Regions from separate parts of the Homo sapiens genome. Here region 1 is linked to region 2. The links are chromatin loops, found by intact Hi-C in ENCODE. Cell type or tissue: heart right ventricle. All regions are shown on one strand. Links, peaks and the distances in the headings refer to the core of each region. The heading gives the core; the rest is flanking DNA. Region 1 overlaps UBE2U (ubiquitin conjugating enzyme E2 U). Region 2 overlaps PGM1 (phosphoglucomutase 1).

Region 1 (12,301 bases), core at 1,528-9,527, 630 kb after region 2:
ACTTTAATAGGAACATCAAAAGAGTTTATCACCAGGGCATTAAGGATGGTTAAGTTTCTAGAAAATCATATCCTAAGAACAAGTTAAAAGAACTGAGGCTTCCCTGTGAGCTATTAGAGGGCTCTCTCTTGTGGGAGAGGGATGAACTTAGTATTGCTCCAGAGGTTAGAACTAAGACCAGTGGAAACTCACAGCAGTCAGATTAAGGAAGGACATTGTAACCCTTATCTGCCAATGGAATGGGCAGTCTCCCAACTACAAAGTGGTGTGTTTTCTGTAGTTTGCAAGTAATTCATTCAGAACCTGGATGATCATCTGTTGGAGATTCTTGCTTTGTGAAGGATCAAGCAAGGTCTTTAATGTCATTTCCAACTTCAAAATTCTAATTTTCTACTTGAAGTGCTGAATTAGAATTTTGTTAAACTATGATGTCTTGGTTTTATATGAGTTATTTTAATACTTTCTTCATTATTGTTGCTCAAAACAAAATTTCTCTTTTTAAATTTTTATTTATTTATTTTTGAGACAGGGTCTCACTCTGTCACACAGGCTGGAGTGCAGTGGCGCAATCTCAGCTCACTGCAACCTCTGACTACTGAGTAGCTGGGATTACGGGTGTGTCCCACCACGCCTGGCTAATTTTTGTATTTTTAGTGGAGATGGGGTTTCACCACATTGGCCAGGCTATATTTCAATAAATTTAAAGATCTAATTGGCTTGCATTAGTGATTCATGAATCAGGCAGCATCTCATCTTAAAAACAGATAAGTGATCTACTGAGCATAGCAGAACAGTTAGTTTTTATAAGGTAACTAGAGCAGGAATAAGAAAACAGAATAATACAAAAATTGGATTGGTTAACATAAGGCACTTCAGTTACTTTCCTTGTAAGGGTTAAAGCACAGGGACTTCCTTATCATGCCACTTCAAGTTGACTGGGCCCCTTCTGACTGGTGGCTGTGAATCTCTTCTTTTGAAAAAACTGATCTGCTTAAGATTGTCCTGCTTCCTTAAAGTTTCAGTTTTATTGCATGACACTTAGCATGAGTAACTCCATTTTGTTTGGTCTGTTAATGCCTAAGGTAGGTGCTCAGTCCAAAACAATGGTCTCCTATAAATTTTATTTAACATGATAAAGGATATATAATGTTTTTCATTATAATGAAAATAACTTCCAAGTCATAATCTATTTCAAACAATATCTAATATTATGATGTTCCAATAAAAGCAAGTAATTTGGAAAGTTTCTAAGGATTGTAATATGACTTGAATTATATAGTGCATGTTATTGCCACATATCAAGTTAATGAGAAGTGAATGATTTTTAACTTTTAACTATTAACTATTATTAAAGAATGTATGTATAGCTTCTTTTTTTAATATTCTAATTTCAGTGCTCAAAGTTCCAAATTTCATTGGACAGTATTACAAATGGAAGAAAATGGATCTACAGCATCAGAAAGAATGGAATTTAAAGTAAGAAATATGAAGTGCCTTGAATGTGTACATTAACTTGAATTGTCTATTATTCCACTTTCTACTATCCAACTTGGAAATAACAGAAGAAACCCTTGGAAATAACAACTTATACCCTTTTCTCAGTATAAGAACAAGAATAAAAGAAATGATCATTTCTTGCTTTCATATGAACCCAGGTAGGAAATATCTTTGCTACATATTTGCTGCCAAAGATGGAGATAGGACATGATCTGCAGTGAAGAAATCTCGTAATATCCTTCCCATTATTTCTCTTACTCTCATTTCCATCATCCTTATCAACATGTGACTTAGAAATAGCTTTTTTTTTAAAAAAAAGAAAAGCAAAAAACTATATATCATCAATTAGCTTTTCATCCTTTTTGTAGCTCCAAACATTGTTTCTTCTCCCACAGATTTCTCATTCAAGACCAAATATATTAAATCTAATGAAGAAGGATATAGTAAAATACAAACATAAATTATTATATCTTTAGAAATCATTGACTCTTAGACCACATTAAGGAAGGAACCTTAATCTCATCTTTGGTCTTTTGACCCCTGAAGGCAGTTTTTCTGCTTCATCATGTTACAACAAAGATGCCATTTCAGTTCTGTGGTATTGGCTGTGTTGTGCTAGTCATTTTTTCTGGTGTGCTCATTCCAAGGTACTCTGAGTGTGTGACCATAAAGGTAGGGGAATTAAAGATCCTATTTTTTGTGTTTATCTCATTTATCTCAATTTTTAGCTCTTCAGTTTACTGTTAACCAAGTGCCCTCTTTTCTAGATGGAAATACACGATGAATAAAGATAACGTGCTGTATTTTGAATTTCTGAAGCAACTGAGGAATTGAATATATTTTTTTAAATTGAGTATATTAAAATGTAATTCCCTATCCTTTAACATCATATAGTTCAGACTGAGTTTTTCAGTTGGATTTTCTTTCTTCTGTTGATTCTGTAACAACTTTCTTTCAAGCTAAAGTAGAGAAAAGCTTTTGCATTTGATATACTTTTCTGCTTTCAGGATAAATTACAGGAAGTAGAAAGTTTTTTATCCAGCAAAATTTGAAGGAGTATAAGCATGTTTTTTTCCTGAAGGCATGTTTTAAGTTTCTTTTAGAGTTGAAGAAACCTACTTAGAATATAAGGTTAATTTTTCTTTGACGTGACTTCCTTTTTTATTTCCTTTAACAGAACTGTTTTATTTGTTTGATCATCGATTCATTATGTAATGCCAACATCCTGCAGAACCCAAAAATTTAGAAAAAGTAGAACCGTGTCATTTTCAATTTATCCATCCACTTCTACATATGGCTAAAATAATTGTGAGCTGTTTGAGTGCTGGAACATTTTTCCAAATACATTATTTCAAAGTTACAGGTCAAATTATCATGTGCATAGTGACCCTGTCAGAATAAAACCCTCACACCTTATGCCATCTGGTGGTTGATGAGAATATATTTAGATCAAGTGATATTTGCTGCTTCAAAACGCTGGTGTTGATTAGTCAAAAACTCCACTATTTAAATGCAGTTTTAAAAAGATATTATATTTATCTGCATTTTATTGTGGCATAAATATTGACTATGCAAATGTTAGAGGTATAGTAAAATCTAAAAAATCTAAAGAATGGCAAAATTCAACTTCTCTTCAAATAATTATCAAAAGTCTTGTGTTCATCAAAATACATGGGGTATGATAAAGAGGACAATTCATAGAGAATCAAGTAGAAAATGTTTGGGGATCTATGCACATGAGTAATTGGTCTATATTGTGCATGCCATATTAAGCATCTCTCAGTTTTTAATATTCGAAAATGCTTTCCTTACGCTGAAATTTCCTGTTTCAAAAAAACAGGAAATGTAAATTGAGAACCCTGTATTTGCATAGCATTGAAGAAAAAGAGAAACCTGTCTCTCCTGCTACTTCCTTCCCTCCCCTCATCAATCAATACCTTATTCTTAAGCCACACTGAATTCTTTTTTCTCACTATTATTTGGGGACCTAAGACCTCCTTACCACGTTGTACCTTCTGCCTCGGATCAGCAAGGTCTTTGCTGCTGGTGTAGAGCTAGGATTTTGTCAGTTAAAAAGTGGAATGTGGAGCTCTTAAGCGCAGGGGCACTGGAGCCAGACTGTCTGGATTTGAATTCTGGCTCTGCCAATTACCAGCTCTGTGACCTTGAGCAAGGTCACTGATTTTTTTTGTGCCTCAGATTTATCTGTTAAGTGGCAGTAATAAGTGTACCTACCTCCCAGGGAAGGTGTGAGGATTAAATAAATTAATATATGTAAAATGCTTCAAACAGTATCTGGTGCATGGCAAGCACTCATAAAGTTCGCTATTATTCATGCTTTTAAAACTTTACTGTGGCCCTCATTCAATTTGCAGATGAAAAATCTTTCTTTGGAAGCAGCATAGGGGAAGAGCATGAGCTTCAGAGTCAAACAGATGTTGGAGAAATTCTTAACCACTCTGAACTTGTTTTTTTATCTGTTAAATGGAGATAACCTTACCTATCTTGCAAAGTTGTTTTGCATTTGACGCTTATTATTTTATATATATGATTTCATTCGAGATATAAATAAAAATTATATAAAAATGTGTATATTATATATCTGTTACATATATAAAATAAAAATTAATATAGCATCACACATAGGCATTCAATAAATTTTAGTTCCTGGGGAGAGGAGGAGATGAAAGTTCATGCCACCCTACTTTTCAGAGAATAAAAACAATCTGTTGGAAACATGTAAAATTTGTCTTTTCTCAGGTTAGAAAACAACACCTATCATAACTACATTTATTGTAGTTCCTATATGCCTCTGGTTCCTTTTCCTTCTCTACTCCACCTCCATCATTTCTTCTGCCTGGTGAAGTGCTTCACAAAGATGTTGTGAAGAGCTGGCCCAAATGTCTTTTTGTAGAGACAGTCACTGACAAGCTCAGGCATTCACAGTTACCCCATCCTCTCTCTCCATATTCTCTGTTCCCATGTCTTTCAGCATGTGTGATGTGGAAATTCATCTGTTCATGAAGAGGGACCAGGGCAGGGATGTTTGTGTCCCTTTGCATTCTCTGTACCTAGCATGGTGCCTGGCAAATAGTAGGCACTCAATTAATGTTAGTTGAAAAACGCATCCTCACCCTGTTTTCTCAATTAGTATTAGGATTAAATGTGAAGAAAGTTCATTTTAGAAAAATAAAATTGAGTTGCAAACTTTTAAGGTTCATTCTAATGTAAAGATTTAGGATTCTATTTTGGGAGTTCTAAGGTGTAGTTGGAAACAGTGATTGAAAACTGGAAATGTAAATGGCTTTCATGAATATTTTATGCAAAATCTCTAATTTGGCAAGTCTTTGTTACTATTAATAGAAACATTGTCATTATAAGCAGCTCATAAATATTCATTAATCAATTATTTGGTTTGGTGTTCCTTTCTAAAGCCTTTTTTCTTTCCTATTGGCTTGAGTGTCTTTTGTATTCATGAAAGTGCTTTCTTTCCGTTAAAGGATACGAATCTGTAATCTAATCAGTAGTTTGTATTTAAGTTCTCCAGAGAAATAGTAAAAGATATAAAATCAGAAAGCAATGAAAGCTGTTCTTTCGAGTGTTCTTGGTTGTGCACATATAAAACTATGTTTGTGCCATACTCTAGCTAATGATTGCTTCTGTGACAACAGAAAAATCTTTATCAGTATTCTAAGCTTTGGCAGCTAGCAAGTTGTCTAAATAAAACTTATCAGTCCTGGTGGTGGTTTACATTCGGTGTAGCTTTAGAAAAGAATATTGCTTCTTGTTTATACCGAGTAGGTATAGAGGGAACCGGAACTAACATGGCTGAGTACTTCCTGTATGCCCGGCGTTCTCCCTTCATTTCCTAATTCATGTTGGCCATCCTGTGGAGTTGACAGTCACACGTGTAAGTGTAACCCACAATAATACCCATCAGCCTCCTTCAAAGCCACAACAAATCAACCTGTACTCCAAGTCAGACCACTTTGCTTGCCTTGTTGACAGCCCAAGACCTGATTCCTAACCTCCTTTTCAATGGATAACCGCTCCTAAGACCCATCCCCCAACCCCTGACGCCCCAGACATTCCGTAAAGGTGGAGATGGATATTATCTCTAGTTTACCAGTGAGAGAAATGGAGGCACAGAGATTAGCGAGTTTTCCTGAGGTTACTGATAAACATAAATTTTATTTGCAAATTAAAACTAAACTGTTTCTTTCTTGCCTACTAATATGTACTTAATAAAAGTTTAAATTGTTCAGGTAAGTGTAAAAATATTGCCTATCCAATCGCAAGCACAATCAAGTGTACATTTTGTGAAAAAGTTGTGTTTTTTCTCAATATTAAATTCTATTATTAAACAATGTTAGTTCTTTTTTTTCTTATATGTAAAAAAAGAACATCTGTGCAATATCAAATACCAATAAAAAAACTTTCTTATATCTGTAAATCCCACTCTGGACTTAGTTGTCCTGTCTTTTAAATTAAGAGACTAATACATATTTTTTCTACATTTCTTTGGTGTCTGATTTTGTGAGCATGTTTTAACTCACAAAAGATAAGTAATCTTTCTTTTGGTATACCTATGTTTGATCCCCTTTATATGGAAAACGTTCATGCTGAGTAGATTCTTTTAATATATGTTCGTGTTGTCCTTTCAGGGTTATTGAATTTAAACATGTTTTTTATAAGTTTACTTAATTATGTATTTAATGCATTTTTTAAGGAGTGCTAGCTTTATTCCCTAAAATTAAACCTTGACTGCCATCTTGTGGTTAACAAGTGAATTAGCATTAGAATGGACACTGCCTGTATTTTTAAATACACACGTGGGAAAAATTATAAACAAAGGGAGGAAAATCCTTTAGGAAAAAATGACTTTTGCCAAGCAACTATTTAGTCTCTGCTTGGATGTTTTTAGAGATAGGAAGCTTGGTAATTCAAGAAGCATTAAATAGCTCTAATCTTCTTCAGTTCTAGCTTGTATCTAACACCTTTTGATAGTCAACCATTCCAGAAATGGGAAATTAGCTCCATTTCATAAAGAAGATGTGCAGAAAAGGTTAAAGAAAATTCCCTAAGGTTATATACTTAGTAACAAAGCTGAAATTCAAATGCAGGCCTGCCAGATACCACAAGCCACGCTTTTTTCCTTAAATCAAGCAGGCACCATGTCAGACACTGAGGACCTGGGGATGGCCTTGGGGATTGGTGGAAGGCAGGATTCAAAGGAGGCTATTAGGGCAGAAAAGAAACTATTGCCACTTGTCTTTGGAAACAACACAAATAAGGCCATTTCTGCTTTGTGAAATTGCCCTTGAAGTCTCAGAAGATAGTTATGTCTTTCTCCTACCTCCTCTTACATCTCTTTTTTAGAATAAACACACTCCGTTCTTTCAGCTGATTTTTATGAATTCAGTATTCTTTATTGGTTCCCTCTTATGGATATAATTCATTCCATCAATTTCTCTCTCCAATGTAGCCTCAAAAAGTTACCATGGATTTCTGGTTGTAGCACAAAATCCAGTGGAACCACCCCTACTATAAACACCATGGCTTAGGGCTTCTCCCTTCCTCTCTCCTGAAAAAGCGGAATTTTAATATGAGTCACAAACATATATGGTGCTAGTTTAGATGTTCCCCAAATCTTATGTTGATATTTGATCCCAGTGTTGGAAAATAGGAGGTGTTTGGGTCATGGGGGCAGATCCCTTATGAAGAGACTAATGCCTTCCCTTGGGCAGGGAAGGAGGGTGGAGGAGTATGGCGGATAAGTAAGTTCTCCATTAGTTCCCGGGAGTGCTAGTTGTTAAAAAGAGCTTGGCAGCTGGGAATGGAGGCTCAAGCCTGTAATCCCAGCACTTTGGGAGGCCAAGGCAAGAAGAATGCTTGAAGCCAGTATTTGAGACCAGCCTGAGCAATATAGTGAGACCTCATCTCTACAAAAAATTAAAAACTTAGCCAGGCATAATGGCACATGCCTGTGGTCCTAGCTAAGTGGGAGGCTGAGGTGAGAGGAACATTTGAGCCCAGTAGGTCGAGGCTGCAGTGAACCATGGTTGTGCCACTGCACTCCAGCCTGGGTGACAGAGCAAGACCTGTCTCACAAAAAAAAAAAAAAAAAAATTAGCTTGACATTTCCCCTCCCTCTCTTGCCTCCTCTCTCGCCTGTGACCTCTGCACACACCGGCTCCCCTTTACCTCTGCCATGAGTGGAAACAGCTTTCACCAGATGCCCAGTCTTCCAGCCAGCAGAATTGTGAGCTAAATAAACCTGTTTTCCTTATAAATTACCCACTCCCAGGTATTTGTAGCAACACTAAACGAACTAAGACAGTTTTAATATGAGTCACAAATACATATGATTTTTTTTCCTAGGAGAACTCCTTCTTTGGTGTTCTGCTCCCACATTTTAATGGGTTCGCTCTCCCTCTACGGCCTTGCTCCCTCTCCTGTCCCTCTTTCTCTCCCCTCAGTCCCCCTCCCTGTGACCAGAGAAATACGATACATGGGTTGGCTTAGGTCCTGCTCAGGTTCTCTGTCTGAGCAGGGTTGAGGCGGGAAGGGCTATATTCCCCAGAGTCATATGAGATTGCATTTTATCAGAAGAAGGCAGGAATGAGAAGGAAGCAAAAAAGTTCCTTTAGAAAATGTTACCAAAAGTCAAATTACTAATGGAAGGATACAGTAAGTTTTATTCTTCTTATTATACATGTAAAGCTCCTTTTCAAGAACATGTTACAATTTGTGGTGCCCCAATCTATGTGAGAAACTTAAAAATGAACAAGCATTAGGGTTTTTCATTTTACTTGTTTTTTTTTTTTACTTAATATTATGACATTTTACTTCACAGTCATTTGATTTGCATATTTTAGTGACATTAAAAATTTTTGTTTTTATAGTTTGTCATTTTAATTATATAAAGGCAAATGGTTGAATAAAGAAGGAAATACTGCTTATACAATTTTTTGAAGACAAAGATTTGTCAATAGGGAAGAAAAGGTATAAATCAAGTTATGTTGTTTTCTAAAGTCATATTTGCCCTGAGGAAAATAAAATCCTAACGGTTTTTTTAAACTTACACAAGCCTCACAAAGAGCTGGAAATCCTGCCAGCTAGAGTGGAGAGACACTATAATTTAACAGACATTGACTAAAATTTAGAAGAGCTGTGCTTTATAGTGGGGCCATATTAGGTATCAAACTGATTTTCACAAAAAACTGAACTGTGAGCCAGAATGAAGAACAATCAGATTTAAAGAAACATAACAAAATTTAGCACCTAATAACCTAAAATTTACAATGTCCAGCAACCCATTGAAAAATCACCAGTCAGCCAGGCGCGGTGGCTCACGCCTGTTAGTTATCCCAGCACTTTGGGAGGACAAGGCGGACAGATCACCTGAGGTCAGGAGTTTGAAACCAGCCTGGCCAACATGGCAAAACCCTGTCTCTATTAAAAATACAAAAAATTAGCCAGGCGCAGTGGTGGGCACCTGTAATCCTAGCTACTCAGGAGGCTGAAGCAGGAGAATCGCTTGAACCTGGGAGGCGGAGGTTGCAGTGAGCCGAGATCATGCCATTGCACTCCAGCCTGGGTGACAGAGTGAGACTCTGTCTCAAAAAAAAAAAAAAAAAAAAATCACCAGTCATACAAATAAGCAGAAAAATATGACCCACAACCAAAAGAAATTACATCAATACAAATAGATCCATAAGTGATAGAGAGGATAGAATTAACAGATACAGACTTTAAAGCAGCTACTATACATCTTATAAAATATACTGAATTATCTAAAGAAAAACATGAATATGATGAAAGAAATGGAAGATATACCAGTGGAATATCTAGAGATAAAAATAAATCAAATATTTAAAAATATATATACTTAATGGGAAGAACAGCAAGTTAGACACTGCAGAAGAAATGACCCATGAACTTGAAAGTGTAGCAATATAATCTCTTTAAAAAAAGATAGAAAAAAAGACTGAAAAGAAACGAAAGAGCCTCAGTGAGCTGTGGGACAATATCAAGTGGTAGAAGATACATATAAATGGTGTTCCAGAGGAAGGGAGAGAAAAAATATTTGAAGAAATAATTATGACTGAAAATTTTCCCAATTTGATGAAGTCTGCAAATTCACAGACCAAGAAGTTCAATGAATCCCAAGAAACAGAAATATAAAGAAGCCATACCAAAGCACATCATAATCAAATTGTTGAAACTCAGAAATGAAGAGAAAAATCTTAAAAGTAGCAAAGGAGAAAAAGAAACCCCACATGTTACACATAAAGGAGCAACGATAAGAATAGCCAAAAACTTCATGTCAGAAGCCTTGCAAGTCAAAATATAATAAATGACAACTTCAGAGTGCTTGAAAGAAATTATTAAACATAGAATTTTATAACCAGTGAAAAGCTCTCTCTAAAATGAAGGTAAAATAAAAACGTTTTTTGACCAATAAATCCAACCACATAGTTGAAATGAACACATTTCTTGAAAGGCAACATCTACCAAGCCTCACTTAAAAAGAAATGAACAACCTGAGTAATCCTGTATCTAATAAAGGAATTTATAGTTAAAAGCCTTCACACAAAGACAACTTTAAACCCAGATGGCTTCACTGGAGAATTTTCCCACACATTTAAGGAAAACATGAATATACACAAACTCAGAAAAAAGAAGGAAACACTTCCCAGCACGTTACAGGGTCAGCATTACCTCAATAACAAAACCAAAGACAGTATACGAAAACTACAAATCAAGAACTGGAAATACCATTTGGCCCAGCCATCCCATTACCGGGTATATACCCAAAGGATTATAAATCATGCTGCTATAAAGACACATGCACACATATGTTTAGTGTGGCACTATTCACAATAGCCAAGACTTGGAACCAAGCCAAATGTCCAACAATGATAGACTGGATTAAGAAAATGTGGCACATATACACCATGGAATACTATGCAGCCATAAAAAATGATGAGTTCATGTCCTTTGTAGGGACATGGATGAAGCTGGAAACCATCATTCTCAGCAAACTATTGCAAGGACAAAAAACCAAACACCATATGTTCTCACTCATAGGTGGGAATTGAACAATGAGAACACATGGACACAGGAAGGGGAACATCACACACCAAGGCCTGTCGTGGGGTGGGGGGAGGGGGGAGGTATAGCATTAGGAGATACACCTAATGTTAAATGACGAGTTAATGGGTGCAGCACACCAACATGGCACATGTATACATATGTAACCAACCTGCAGGTTGTGCACATGTACCCTAAAACTTAAAGTATAATAAAAAATAAATAAATCAATAAATAGGGAATCCTTCCCCGCCCCCCCAAAAAAAGAAAACTACAGATAAATATGCCTCACAGACACAGATGCAAAAATTTTAGTATATTTAATCTAAATATATATATAACATATATAATATAGTTTTAAAATGTGTTAGTTTTTTTGAATGTTAAATCAAGGTTACATTCCTGATATAAACTATACTTGGTCAGGATTAATTATGATAAATAATTGTAAATAATTATGATAATTCATCATGACTATATGGAGTTTATACTAGAAATGTAACATTGGTTTAACATTTGAAAATTTCGAATAATGTAAATTAGTATAAGAAAGAAGAACTATATGATCCTCTCAATAGATGAAAAGAAATTCTGTATCCATTTCTGATTTAAAAAAGAGAAAACTCAGAACAGGGAGTGAATTTGGCATGTTCAAGTGAAGTATCCAGGTTCTCACATTGGGACTGACTAGGCAATCAGTTCAACCCATGGAGAGCAAAGAAAAGCAGGGTGAGGTGAGAGCCCACCCAGGAGCAGCATGACGCCAACAAAATCCCCACCCCAAGACAAGGGAGGCAGTGAGTGAGTGTGTGACCCTGCCCAGGAAACCATGCTTCTCCCACGGATCTTTGCAACTCGTGGATCAGGAGATCCCCTCATGAGCCCCTGCTACCAGGGCCTTGGGTCCAATATACAGAGCTGTGTGTAATCTTAGCAGAGACTCAGGTGTTTTACATAATCTGGTCCTAAAATCCTCCAGTGAGGCACCAGATCCACCCATACATTCCCCTAGGAAGGGGGCTGAATCCAGAGAGCCAAGCAGCACCATCCTGAGGGTCCCACTTTCACAGCACCTCACAAGTTGGGGCCCGCTAGCTTGGAGCTCCAGCCAACCAGCAGCAATAGGCTGAGTCTGCTTAAGACAGAAGGGAGTTCCTGGGGGAAAATGTGGTCACCATTTCTGCAGTTCTGTTGACTCAGCATTCCAGCCTGCCAGCTCTGGAGAGTCCAGGCATTCCAGACGAGGAGGGGTCTCCCCACCAACACAACACACCTGCTTTGCCAGACTGTGCCCAGACTGCTTCTTTAAGCGAGATCCCAGTCCATTCCTTTTCACTACCTCCTGTAGGGGGCCTTCAGTCACTCTAGCCAGGCTTATATGGACAGAACTCTGATCTCACCCTGGGATGGAGCTCCTGAGGGGAGGGGTGGCCACCATCTCTGTGGTTCAGTTGACTCAGTTGTTCCAGCCTGCTGGCTCTGGAGAGGCCAGGTGGTCTGGACGAGGAAGGGTCCCCCTCAATGCAGCACATCTTCTCTACTAAAAAGCAGCCAGATGGCTTCTATAAGTGGGTCCTTGATCCTGTTCCTCCTGACTGGGAGAGACCTTCCAATAGGGGTCTCCAGTCACCTCCTACAGGAGTGTTTGGGACAGCAATAGGTCAGTATCCCTCTAGGATGGAGCTTCCAGAGAAAGGAACAGGCTGCC
Region 2 (12,301 bases), core at 2,002-10,001:
GGCCCATTTAAGGTAGGCTAGGCCAGGCCATGATGTTTGGTAGGTTAGGTGGATCAGATGCATTTTTGACTGATGATATTTTCAACTTACAATGGGTTCCAAATGGAAGTCAGACCACTTGGTGGCTACCTAATTTTACCACATAACCTCAGTTCATAGTAGTGGGTTGGAAGTGAAGACTTTGAGATTTTGCTTCAAATTTCAGTTTCATAATTAATTGTACAATATCATGTATACTGCTTAACTTATCTAAAACTGTTTTCTCACCAGTAAAGTGGGATTAATTCCAATATATGCTATATCAGAGAATTTTATGAGGATAGAATGAAATAATGTACATACAAAGGTTTTGTGAATTCTAAGGTGCCACTCAAATATGAATTATTTGGTTGTTTTTGAAACTGTAATGTTGCTTCAGGAAAGTCATTCCACTGGACTAATGTAAGCCTCTTGCCAAAAACAAATCTCTACACACAGTTTCGTCTAGTTCTCTCAAAGTCCAAAATTCAGATGTGCTAAAGAATAATAAAAAAAAAAGTTACAGGCGTTTTGCCATTTTGAGAATCTTAGTGGAATATCAAAATTACATCTTTTATGTTAAAATTTATGTTAAAAGTATATATAATCTTTGGTGTGAGATCTGAGTTTGATTCCTGGACATGGTAGTTATTAGCTGTTTAATCTTGGGCAAATTGCTTGAGCTGCTTCTTTACTCATTTGTGAAATTAATATGTTGGGGGTTTTGATGGGAAATACAGACACTTTAAACTTCTTGCAAAAGGTTTCCCGGCCATTACCCCCTCATTTTAACTTCTCTTCTTCCCAGATTTGCCAATGACCTGTCAAGATGCTCTACACCTATTAGCTTATAAATTTCAGAACAGAAATATCTTTCTTACAGAGAGTGTTTCATGCACAGAGCCTGGGGGGAGGGAGAACTGTTCTGTATAACTTTAGGTTTTCAGTAATATGTCGTCAGCCTGATACTTAAGTTTTCTCAAAAGAACACAGCAGCCAGCCCCAAAGTAAGCAAAATTGATCCTGAGTAGCTTAAGTACTGGTTACGGTGTTTGGTGTTTGTATGCCAGGTCTACCCCTTATGGTTTTAGGATAGTGGTTCTGGTGAATAGTTGATTAGGTCCACTTGCTCCAGAAATCTCCGTGAATAAGATTTGATGGGGTGCTTTCCATCCCTGAAACATTTACTGAATGTTTTCTTATTGCTTAATACAGTGCTGTGTATTTGGGGCATGCAGTAGTGCATAAAACGGTCTCCGCAAGTGGGCATTGCAATATAGTGTGAGAAGTGCCTCGTTAGGGTGTATTGGGGGCCCTAGGGAGGGGAACACGCAGGGGTGGTCAGAGGAAGCTTCCCAGGGGAGATGTGTTTAAGCCAAGTCCTGAAGGATGATAAAGAGGAAGCCAGGAAAAAGTGTAGACATGGGGGTATGAAGAAGACATTCTGTGTAGTGGGAGCAGCCCTTGCAAAACAAGGAGATCCTTGTAGAAAGTAAAAGCACAGCCTTAGACTGTAAAGTAGGACTCATCCTAACTCCAGCATTGCAGGAAGGGAAGAGGGAGGCCGCCGGTGACTCAGCTGCCTTAACCCCTGAGGTCACACAGGTCCTTAACCCCTGAGGCTTTCTTTTATACACAGGCCAACATAAGACCCAGTCTGGGAATTATCCTAAGGCCCAGCCTGGGAATTCTCTTATGGCCCTGAGGGAAGGGAGGATTTTGGAGACAGGATCAAAAACCTAAAAAGCTATCTGTAGGCCGGGCGCAGTGGCTCTCACCTGTAATCCCAGCACTTTGGGAGGCCAAGGCAGGCAGATCACAAGGTCAAGAGATCAAGACCATCCTGGGCAACATGGTGAAACCCTGTCTTTACTAAAAATACAAAAATTAGCTGGGTGTGGTGGCACATGCCTGTAGTCCCAGCTATTCGGGAGGCTGAGGCAGGAGAATCGCTTGAACCAGGGGAGGTGGAGGTTGCAGTGAGCCGAGATTGCACCACTGCACTCCAACCTGGCAACAGAGCGAGACTCCTTCTCAGAAAATGCTATTTGTAAGGAGGATTGGGTTGAAGTATTTGCCCAGTAACATATTAAGGCTATCAGGAGCTGGACGTGGTGGCTCACGCCTGGCCTGTAATCCTAGCACTTTGGGAAGCCAAGGTGGGTGGATCACTTTAGGTCAGAAGTTCGAGACCAGCCTGGCCAACATGGTGAAGCCCCATCTCTACTAAAAATACAAAAATTAGCCGGGCATGGTGGCGCGTGCCTGTAATCCCAGCTACTTGGGAGGCTGAGGCAGGAGAATCGTTTGAACCTGGGAGGCAGAGGTTGCAGTGAGCCGAGATCACACCATTGCACTCCAGCCTGGGGAACAAGAGCGAAACTCTGTCTCAAAAAAAAAAAGGCTCTATCAGTTTGCTCTGACTCTCTTTCTTTAACCAGCAGGTTACGTGACACGTGACACCATCTGCATGTGACCTACTGTCTTCACTGGGACAGGCCTTCTAACTTGGGTCAACTGGCCTGAACCCATACGTAGAATGATTGATATATAGTTCACTAAGTTAAATTATACATTTATAGACGCAAAAAAAATTTTGACATACAGTGTGGTTGTGTTGTATCCTACTGCTCTAATATTAGGAAAGGGGCTGGGATGCTAGGTCAGCTGGGACCCTCTTTTTCTCGCTTGCATTCATCTCTTTTTCTCTCTTACTCTCACCACTTTTCTACCTCATGTTGAGTAGCGCCATGAAGACCCCTCCTTCATCACTCTGCCTGCAGTTATCCTGGGAAGCAATTATAAGCTTTCAGCCTCAACCATGCAGACTAACTGGCTCTACTTCCTTCACTATTGCAGTTTCTAGTTCTGTTCGTAATTGTTGCACAAGACTTTGTGCTATTGCAACTACTTGGAATGCCAGTTCCAGGCAGAGTGCCCTCTGTTGTAGACACCTTGTGCTTTGGGAAGTTGTCTGTGATTAGGGGAGTAATTTTCTATTTGAGGTTGGTCTCAGGAAGGGAAACCACTCCTGACTCCTGCCTGAAAACTCGCCTCCTTGCTCAGAAACACTAATTACAGGGGTCGTTTGATGCTCTCACTTAAATATTTTAGTCACTCACACATTTATTGACTATCTGTATGTGCCCAACCCCATTCCAGGTACTGAGGTTAAAAATGAGTGAGATGCAGTCTCTCCATACCACAGAGCAAAGGAGGAAGCTTGTTTGTGTATATGGAGCATGGCCCATGCAGGGTTACTTAATGCTAGAAACCAAACACTCTGAGGCAAAGAAAAGGTGTAGGGGGTTGGGGGGCAGGGTAGAGGAATAGTCTACCCAGACTGCCTGTCACTCAGACCAGCCACTCTGCTGCAAAAGGAGTTGGCTTATCTTTTTTTTTTTTTTTTTTTTTTAAGCACTTAGCAGTTTCCTAGGGCTGCTATCTGCTGTAACAAACTGTGTGGCTTAAAACAATGGATATTTATTCTCTTGCACTTCTGGCAGCTTAGAAGTCTGAAATCGAGGTGACAGCAGGACCATGCTCCCTCTGAAGGCTCTAGGGGAGACTCTTTCCTTGCCTCTTCCTAGCTTCTGGTGGTGGCTAGCAATCCCTGGTGCAGTGTAACTTCAATCTCTACCTCTGTCTTCACGTGGCATTCTTCCCTATGTATCTCTTCTGTCTCTGTCTCCAAATTTCCCTCTCCTAAATCCTGTCATTGAATTTAGGGCCACCCTAATCCAGTATGCTCTCATTGTAACTTGATTACATCTGCAAAGACCCTATTTCCAAATAAGGTCACATCCCCAGGTTCCTGGGTTAAGACTTCAATGTATCTTTTTTTTTTTTTTTTTTTGGAGGGGGCGGGAGTAGTGCACCATTCAACCATGACATCTATACTCTGTCCACCAAATGCAGGTGGGTTTTGTACAGACACCAAAGCACATATACTTTGCACTTGGGCAGTAGCCCTTTGGGAGTCACTTGGGATCTATTTCCTCTTAATTTTCTTCAAGTTTAAACAAATTTGATCATCCAAAGGAGCCATACATAGCCCAATGATGAGAAACGTGAGCTTTGGCTTTAAAACTGGTGTTGAAGCCTGCCTTTCCAATTTATTGTGAGTCCTGGAGCAACTCGTGTAACTTCTTTAATCCTCAGTTTCCTTATCAGTAAAATGGGAATAGTGAGAATACCTACACCACTGAGTTGTTATTAAGCCTGCATGAAAACCTACATGTAATGATATTCACTGTGCTGAGCACTTTACATGATCTCATATAGTCTTTTCAACAACTCTTAATTGATTGGTATTTAGACTTCTGTTTTACAGATGCAGAAATAGAAGCTAAGTGATTCGCCCAAGATCTCCAAGATACTAAAAAGTATCAAGAGTTGGAATTTGAACCTGGATTTCCACTGTGCTCTATTCCTCAAGACCCTTTTTAATAGTTATGTAGCGCTACAGTCTAGGGGTTCCTAAACTTTTTAAGGAAAGTCCAACTTTTTATATCCCTAAAGCCTTGCTCTCACTGAAGCCTTGATTGAGGCCAAGAGAGAATGCCTTGCTGCTGCCCCCATGAGCCACTGCCCATCTAAGGAATTCCCACAGATGCCCACATTTACCCACATGCTTTAAAAGCTCTTGTTTATTGAGTCTTTGCTGTTCACCTGGCTGCATATTACATTACAAGGCAAGGTAGCATGATAGTTACATGTCTGGGCTCTGGAGACAGACTGCGTATGACCTGGTGTCTTCTTAGAGCAAGCCTTCTAACTTGGGTTGGCTGAATCAAATCTATATGTAAAATGAATGATATACAGACAGTTCACTAAATCAAAGCCCATCTCCACAATCTACCTGACCTCGGACAGATGACATAATCTCTGTATCCCCCATTTTCCTTATCCCTAGGATAAGGGCTGAGAATAATAAGCCCCTATACAGTTGTTGTGAAGATTAAATAAGTTAATGCTTGTAATGCATTTGAAACATGACCCAGCACATTGTGGCCTACTGAATTTATCTTCTACTACCTTTGAGCAGGCATCATTGTCCTTACTATTTTACAAATAAAGAAACTGAGGCCAGAAAGGCCATATACCACTAGAAGGTTCGAGCAAAGCAAGGATTCAGGCTCAGGCCTGTTTGACTCCAGAGCCCAGTGGTTACAGCAGGGACTGTACTTGATTCTTTAAATCCTCCTTCTGCTACCTGTCCCATTCCTCCAGTGCCTGGACCATTGGAGATGTTTAATCAGTATTTATCCACAGATAAACCCATTGCATCTATGCCCTCCTACCTAGGCTTACCTGCTTTCGAGATCAGGGGATGTGTTAGAAGGATGTGATCAGTCCTTATCAATACCCTTTCTGTTTTTAGTAGTTTGGATAACATTTATTGAGTGTCTACTATATGGCCAGGCATTGTGAGAAGCATTTCACACATACCTTTCCTCATTTACTTTCAGAACCTTCTAAAGGAGGCTTCACTCTCTGCATTTTATGGAAACTCTGGCTTACAAGGACCCCATCGAAAAGGATGTTCCCTCTTTGTGGCCACCTTCTTTCATGTCCTTTACAGCCGGACATCCTATTTTGGCCAGACCATATAATTGAAAATGATCTTAATAATGAGACAGACAGAAAATAACCTCACCATTTCTCTCCTCTTCTTCTTCTTCTTTTTTTTTTTTTTTTTTTTTTTTTTTTTTGAGACAGAGCCTTACTCTGTTGCCCAGGCTGGAGTGCAGTGGCGCGATCTCGACTCACTGCAATCTCCGCCTCCCGGGTTCCAGCGATTCTCCTGCCTCAGCCTCCTGAGTAGCTGGGATTATAGGCCCTGCCACCATGCCTGGCTAATTTTGTATTTTTAGTAGAGACGGGGTTTTACCATGTTGGCCAGGCGGATCACTTGAGGTCAGGAGTTCTCTCCTCTTCTTAAAAGCCCCAGAGTCCCACCATATTTTAATTATTTGATGGAGGGCCAACCACTGCCTGCCACAAAACTTAAAGGGGCACAATTTCCCTTGTGATCTTGGTGAAGGGAGCCCATAGAGTTGTGCAAGGCTGCTCTGGGCAGAGGTGAGTGAAGCACTGCCCCTTACGAGGCTGCTGGCAATCTTGCTTGTTTTTCCATTTTCCACCACAAGAGGGCAACATATGACCATGAATGATTTGAAAATAAAGCGATTCCTTAACTGGTTCTCTTTTTACCAAAGAATTTTAATAATTGTGCTCCTGGTAAGTTAGAATGGGGAAAGTTCTTCTGTTAGCGCCAAGTGAATATTCTTAAGGGATTGAAATTCAAATTGTCTTGAGAATTCTCCAAAAAGGAAATAAAAGACATAGAAAAATGTTATATGAACCACATAAATGGCTGTTTTTATAGGTCAAAATGTTTGAATATGGGTCATTTCTGATAAAACAGGAGACTCCTTCACACGTGCCTTACTTATGAAAAGGGGTTCCTAAGCCTTGCACATCTTCAAATTGAGGAGATTGTTTTCAGACGTAACCACATGGGTTCAGAATGGCAATTATGCAGATGGAGAATGCCTTCCATGGCTTCTTGTCTGCCCTGTGAGTGCTCATAGCTCTCTTGTAGGCTCCCAGATGAGTACTTTTTACTCCATTTTAAAATGATTTGTTGGCTTATCTATCTCTCCTTCTGCACCAAAAGTTTCTTGGCAACTTGAGTCTTCCTGAGGTGTACAGTGCCTGGTGAAATGAATACAACACATCGGTCTATATAGGACATATTGGGTAGATGGATGGGTGAACAGATGGACAGCCAACTGACGCGTGCTAAAGGTTGTACACTCTCTGAGGCAGAGGCAGCTGTTATGTTTGTTTTTATTTTCAAAATCTACTTCAGGAGTCTCTGTGAACATGGGATTCTGTAGAGCTCTAAGCCATCTGGCCCTTGTAATTCTTCTGACCTTGTACCTTCTTCCAATTTTAATGTAATTTCTCCTTTTCTTTAGAGAACATTTCCTAACTCTACTAAAATGCACATAGCCAATGGCCCGTCCCAATTGTTGGGTATGAAACACGCCTGCTTGTTTTCAGATTCAGAGCAGTGCTAAAGGCTAATACTTACGCAGGGCTTGCAAAGCACTAGAACCAGCTGGTGCTAAGCTCTTTACATTTGTAAACTCCTGTCTCTTAATACAACAAATCTATGCAGTAGCTACCACTTTCAATCCCTGTTTCAAAGGTGAGAAAATAGAGGCACAAAGAGCCTACATCCCTTGCCCACGGTCCCCTAGTCAGAAAATGGTACTCGGCCTGTCTCCTTGCTGTGGACTGAGGGAGCTCAAAGGAGAAGGGGAGGAAGTGTTCTCTCTTCCTTTTCTTGCCTGTACTGGACAGCAGGTGAGGCCTGGCTCACAGCTGGCAAACAGGACCCAGGTACTACGGAGCCCTGGTCAGCCCTGTAAAGAGATGTAAGCAGCTATAAGTAGCAGAAGCCCAATTAGGGTTCAGTGAGCCCCTATGAGGCCTGACACACAAGGACTGCACACAGAGAGAGGGGCGTCTCCTGCAGCCACAGGCAGTGGTGGGGCAGATGGACTTCAAGACCCTGAGACACATTTTGGGAGGCCAGGCGGGCAGATCGCTTGAGATGAGGAGTTCGAGACCAGCCTGTCCAACACAGTGAAACCCTGTCTCTATTAAAATTACCAAAATTAGCAGGGCATGGTGGCACACACCTGTAATCCCAGCTCAGGTGGGATTGAGGCTGAGGCACGAGAACTCAGGAGGCTGAGGCACGAGAATTGCTTGAACCTGGAAGGCAGAGGTTGCAGAGATTGCACAACTGCACTCCAGCCTGGGAGACAGAGTGACTCTGCCTCCCCACAAAAAAAAAAAAAAAAAAAAAAAAAAAAAGACCCTGAAACAAGAGGAACCCAGGCAGCGTCTCCTGGTTGTCTCAGCACATCTGTTTCATTTTCCTCTCTCTCTGCTGACCCATTTGTCAATGGAAATTAGGTTTCTCAGTGTGTGTGGTTTTTTTTTTACAAACTCATTTAATCAAGCACCTATGAATATTTCAAATTTTTAAGTCAAATATTTGTTTTCTTTTAAAATTCCTTGTCTAATAAGGAAAACTTTTCAAGTATTCAAGTTGTTCTCATGTAATCAAATAATAACAGCAGATCCTTGTACAGGGCATACTATAGCCACCCTGGTTTCAGAACTATCTGTAAATTGCTTCATTCAAACTTGACTACAACAAGTAAAGTAGAGCTGCTATCATTATCTCCATCTTGACAGATGAGGAAATGGAAGCACAAAGAGGTTAAGTAACTTGTCCAAGATCATATTACTAGTAACTGGTAGAATAAGGGTTCAGACCCTGTCACTTTGGCTTTAGAGGCCATTCCCTCAAGTACTATAGTATACTGTCTGCATGTGATGACTTAAACTTATAAATATAATACAGTCCAAGTTTTCTGGAATGTTCCACTAATGTTTATAATTTTGATAAAATTCTTCTCATAAAATTCTTCTCATACCTCCTTAAACTTAAAATCCTGTCTAAATAAGTAACACAACCTGCACTTAATTATAAACTGGAACCACAAGGCTAATCTTTAGATAAACTAATATCCCACATTTCTTAAATGTATTTCAAATGCCAAATATACCTAGTTTTCCCCCCCTTACTCCAAAAATATTAATACTATGTTCATTTTATTATTTGTATCCTATGTGATATATTTCATCATCTGTACACTTAATTTTAAGAGAGTATGTTTTAAAATGCCTACTTAAAAAACCATTCTCTCACCTCAAGTGATGAGGGGTTACCTTTCCAGTTGAATTGGGGTGACACCAGCTGGGTGAGGTGTGGCTCGGCCAAGGGTCTGGATGTGGAGGCACCGAGTCCAGAATACCAGCGCCAAAAGGGATTCTCCAGTGGCTTGTGTTCCCAGCCCCTGTTCCCGATTCTCAGGTCTGATGAATCTGCAAGCCCTACCTACGTGAGAAGATTCATCTAACCTATTTTCTGCTTGATACTATTTCGAATTCTTTTCTGATTCTTCCCGTACATCAGATCCACAACTCTTAGAGATGTATGAATGATCCCGAGTTGGATCCTGCATAGCTGTCACGGACTCTCACATATTGTCAGGCTGTCAGCAGCAGTTCTGTGGATATTCTCATGCCTCAACTGTTCTTGCCCCACAGCTCATAAGTTTACCTGTCTTTCTGGTTCAAGGGCTAACCTAATCTGGCTAGTACACTTTTGAGTCCCAATTCTAGATTCCAAGGAGAGAAAACATGAGTGGTCCAGCTTTAGTCAGGGGTCTACCCCATTTGCTCATGGCCTGGAGTCAGGGTCCTGGAGTAGACACCTGGCCTCAGGCCTTCACTCTCATGGAATAGTTGGGGGACAGTTCTCAGAGAAGAGAGGAGATGAGTAGAAAGCACAGTATGGAAAAAGGGTCAGAGGAAAGAGGTTGTTCAAGGAGTATCTTCACAGTAGGAGAGGAAAAAAACAAAAGCAGTGCTCAAACTGGGCCAAGAACTCAGAGTTGAAGTTGTGTGTAGAAAGCTGGCAGAGGAACAGTGCTGGACAAGATCACATTGACTGGGACCCTCAAAGCCACCCCAGCTAAGGATGGGACCCTTTTTGCAAGCCTTGGTTAATCTTTTTCCACTCTTATTTCTCCAAGCCATTCAAGGCATCACTGCCAGCCAGTCAACTTTCCAAAAACATATTGGTTTATATTCTTTTTGCTTACAAATTTCCATAGTTCCCCAGCACTTTCAAAATAAAGTTTAGCACGGTTCACAAGGCTCCATAGACTTGCCCCAACTATTTCTCCAGTCTCATCCCTGTCACTGCAACCTCTTCAGAGCCGCAGCTCTGTAAACACACCTTCAGGATAGCACCAAGGCCATCCCGCTATGATGGCTCCTTTCTGATGTGAACTTTTTTGAGAACAGAGGCCCATCCACCTTTGTTTCTATCTCCAACCCCACTCAGAATGTGAGAAAAAAAATTGTATCTTTACATCATTTTCCAGTTCATAAAGGCTTTCCTAGACATTAACTGAGGCAATCTTCGCAAAAACCTTGGGAGAGAGGTATTATTTCATGAAGAAATTGAGGCTCAGAAGGACAAGGGGGCTGACAATGACCGATAATCTACCTTATACCAGGCACAGTACTGGGTGTTTTCACATGTGACCTGTTTTCAGTTTTCTGAACAAACTTCAGAGCTATCCCCATTTTATAGGCTCAGATGAGTTAAGTAACTTGCTCTAGATTGTACCTCTCATACATTTTACAGTGAAAGATTTGAGCCCTAGTTGTATCTGGCTGCTGAACCTGTGCCCTTCCCGTTAGAATGTAGTGCCTTGCCTGGGGCTGAGCATTTACTACCTGCTTAGTTACTGGTGGCTGGAGAAATGAATAACCGTTTTCCACTCTTGGGGACAAACACTTCAAGCCCTCTGGAACAGGCACCTGCAGCCATCACAAGCATAGGGCCTTGGGCTGGAGTGTCTGATTAACCCTGCTGCTTTAAGCCAAATTTCTGCCTTTCTTTCTAGTGCTTATGCCTGGAAATAGGGTTATCAGGCTCATCCCTTATGCCCACTCCTGGGACATTAGCTAAGAAAGAATTCTTGGTGTGAAGAGGTGAACCCATTCAGGCCAGCCCTCACATGGGGCCTGGGACACCATTATTAACTGTCCATTAAATATTTTTTAAAGAAACATAGAAAAGAAAGAGTGAATAAAGGATTGGTAAGTCTACGGTTTCTGCTATGCTCTACTGGGAAGGTATCACTGCTGATGCAAATGGAAGCTGGAGTCTTTGCAAGGCTGGGAGCGAAGGGGTTCATAACTCTGCCATTGTGAAATTGATTGGACCCAAGACCAGTATGAAAGTTCCTTGTCTGAAGGGAGTAATCCTTAAATCCCCCATATGGTTTAAATGTAATTTGTGTCATTGTGAAGGAGTACTGGCAATGCAGGCGAATTCATTAGGCCAAATTGGGTTCGCTATGCTCGACAGTAACGTTTCTGAAGATGAAGTTCAACCTTTGCTGGAGAGCTAAAACAAATGAGTTTCTTAATAGCTGCCCCACTTAGTCTGAGTGTCTTAGGAAGCTTAATGTTTTTAATGTCTCTTCTTTTTTACTATACTTCACAGTCCATCTAACATTGCTGCTTCTGGTAATATTTTTATATGGGGTTGAGTTCTATAGTGTTCATAAAATTATGATCAGGCCCATTTTTAGAATAGAAGCTTTTCTAGGGCAAGGATTATGTTCTTTTGGTATAGTTTTGCATATTGACAAACACCATGCCTGGCATGTGTCGTTGCTTAAAATGTTGCTCTCGTAATTCTGCCCTCAGAAAGAACTTCACCGAGAGACTGGGAGGCTGCCAGCAGAGACTATGCTGGAGTGTGGTGTATTATGTGGGCAGAGAGGCTTTGGTATGGGATGTGGGAATATCCTTGTGCCCAAGTACCCCCAAATTTACCCTGGGATTTCAAGATCTCATTAAGAAAACTACCAATTATGTGGTTGGCTGCTCTGTTATTCCAATGAAAAGATTATTGGAATGATATTTTATAAATCTGGATCTATTATCGGATATGTCAAGACACACATGCCAGCCTAATTCACAAGCCCATATAAAACCAGGGAAAACTTGGCACAGAACTTACAAAATAGGAATTTAAAAAATCATTTATAGTACGTTGAAAAACAGTGGTTATGTAAACTGTTAATAAAGCATGCTTGCTTTTTCAATTAATTTCTAAAGAATTTGACTTTTAAAAACAAATTAAGAGCCCAAAATAAGCTATAAAAAGTAGTCGTCTTTTGGCTGACTGGTTTTCAACATAATAGATGTGTTTTGTGAATTGTGTTAATGTTATGTCTCGAGGTATTTCCTGCACATGGGCCAGGCCCATTTGTCATTTGAAGGGGCTCCCTTGCCAGTGGCCTACTTTCTGCTTGTGAGCCTGTTATTCCTGCTGGTCTTGTGCAGAGCAGCCCCGGAACACAGCGGCATTCTTGACAGAGGGCAGTTGGCAGCTACCAGTGCCTGTCTACTTTCGGATGCTACTTGACAAGTTAGTATAAAAAGACTCAGATTTTGTTGCTCAAGGGATGATTCACTTTTCCCTTCAAAACCTTAATTCCTCAGTGCATGTTTGGTCTGTTGTCCAGGCTGGAATACAATGGCACGATCTTAGCTCACTGCAATCTCAGCCTCCCAGGTTCAAGCAATTCTCCTGCCTCAGCCTCCC

What was found. Peaks named below come from ENCODE experiments on the same cell type or tissue, not always from the same donor. Only the 100,000 strongest peaks of a DNase experiment are listed, where the experiment ranks them.
Region 1: it touches region 2 in a loop (9-fold over the local background); 101 of 110 quality-filtered maps call a loop at or near these places.

What each region holds. Positions count from the first base shown.
Region 1 is chr1:64,240,258-64,252,558 of GRCh38, forward strand. UBE2U (ubiquitin conjugating enzyme E2 U) reads left to right here. Exons shown (of 10, transcript NM_001366232.2): 8 at 1,395-1,476. Among named protein-coding and RNA genes, the nearest start is that of UBE2U, 43 kb to the left of the region's middle. In heart right ventricle, for the core only: CTCF peaks have their summits at 2,927 (motif pointing left) and 6,281 (motif pointing left); no DNase peak of the experiment used is centred there.
Region 2 is chr1:63,609,849-63,622,149 of GRCh38, forward strand. All of the region lies in intron 1 of PGM1 (phosphoglucomutase 1), which reads left to right. Among named protein-coding and RNA genes, the nearest start is that of PGM1, 23 kb to the left of the region's middle. In heart right ventricle, for the core only: CTCF peaks have their summits at 6,161 (motif pointing right) and 6,375; a DNase peak (open chromatin) is centred at 6,113.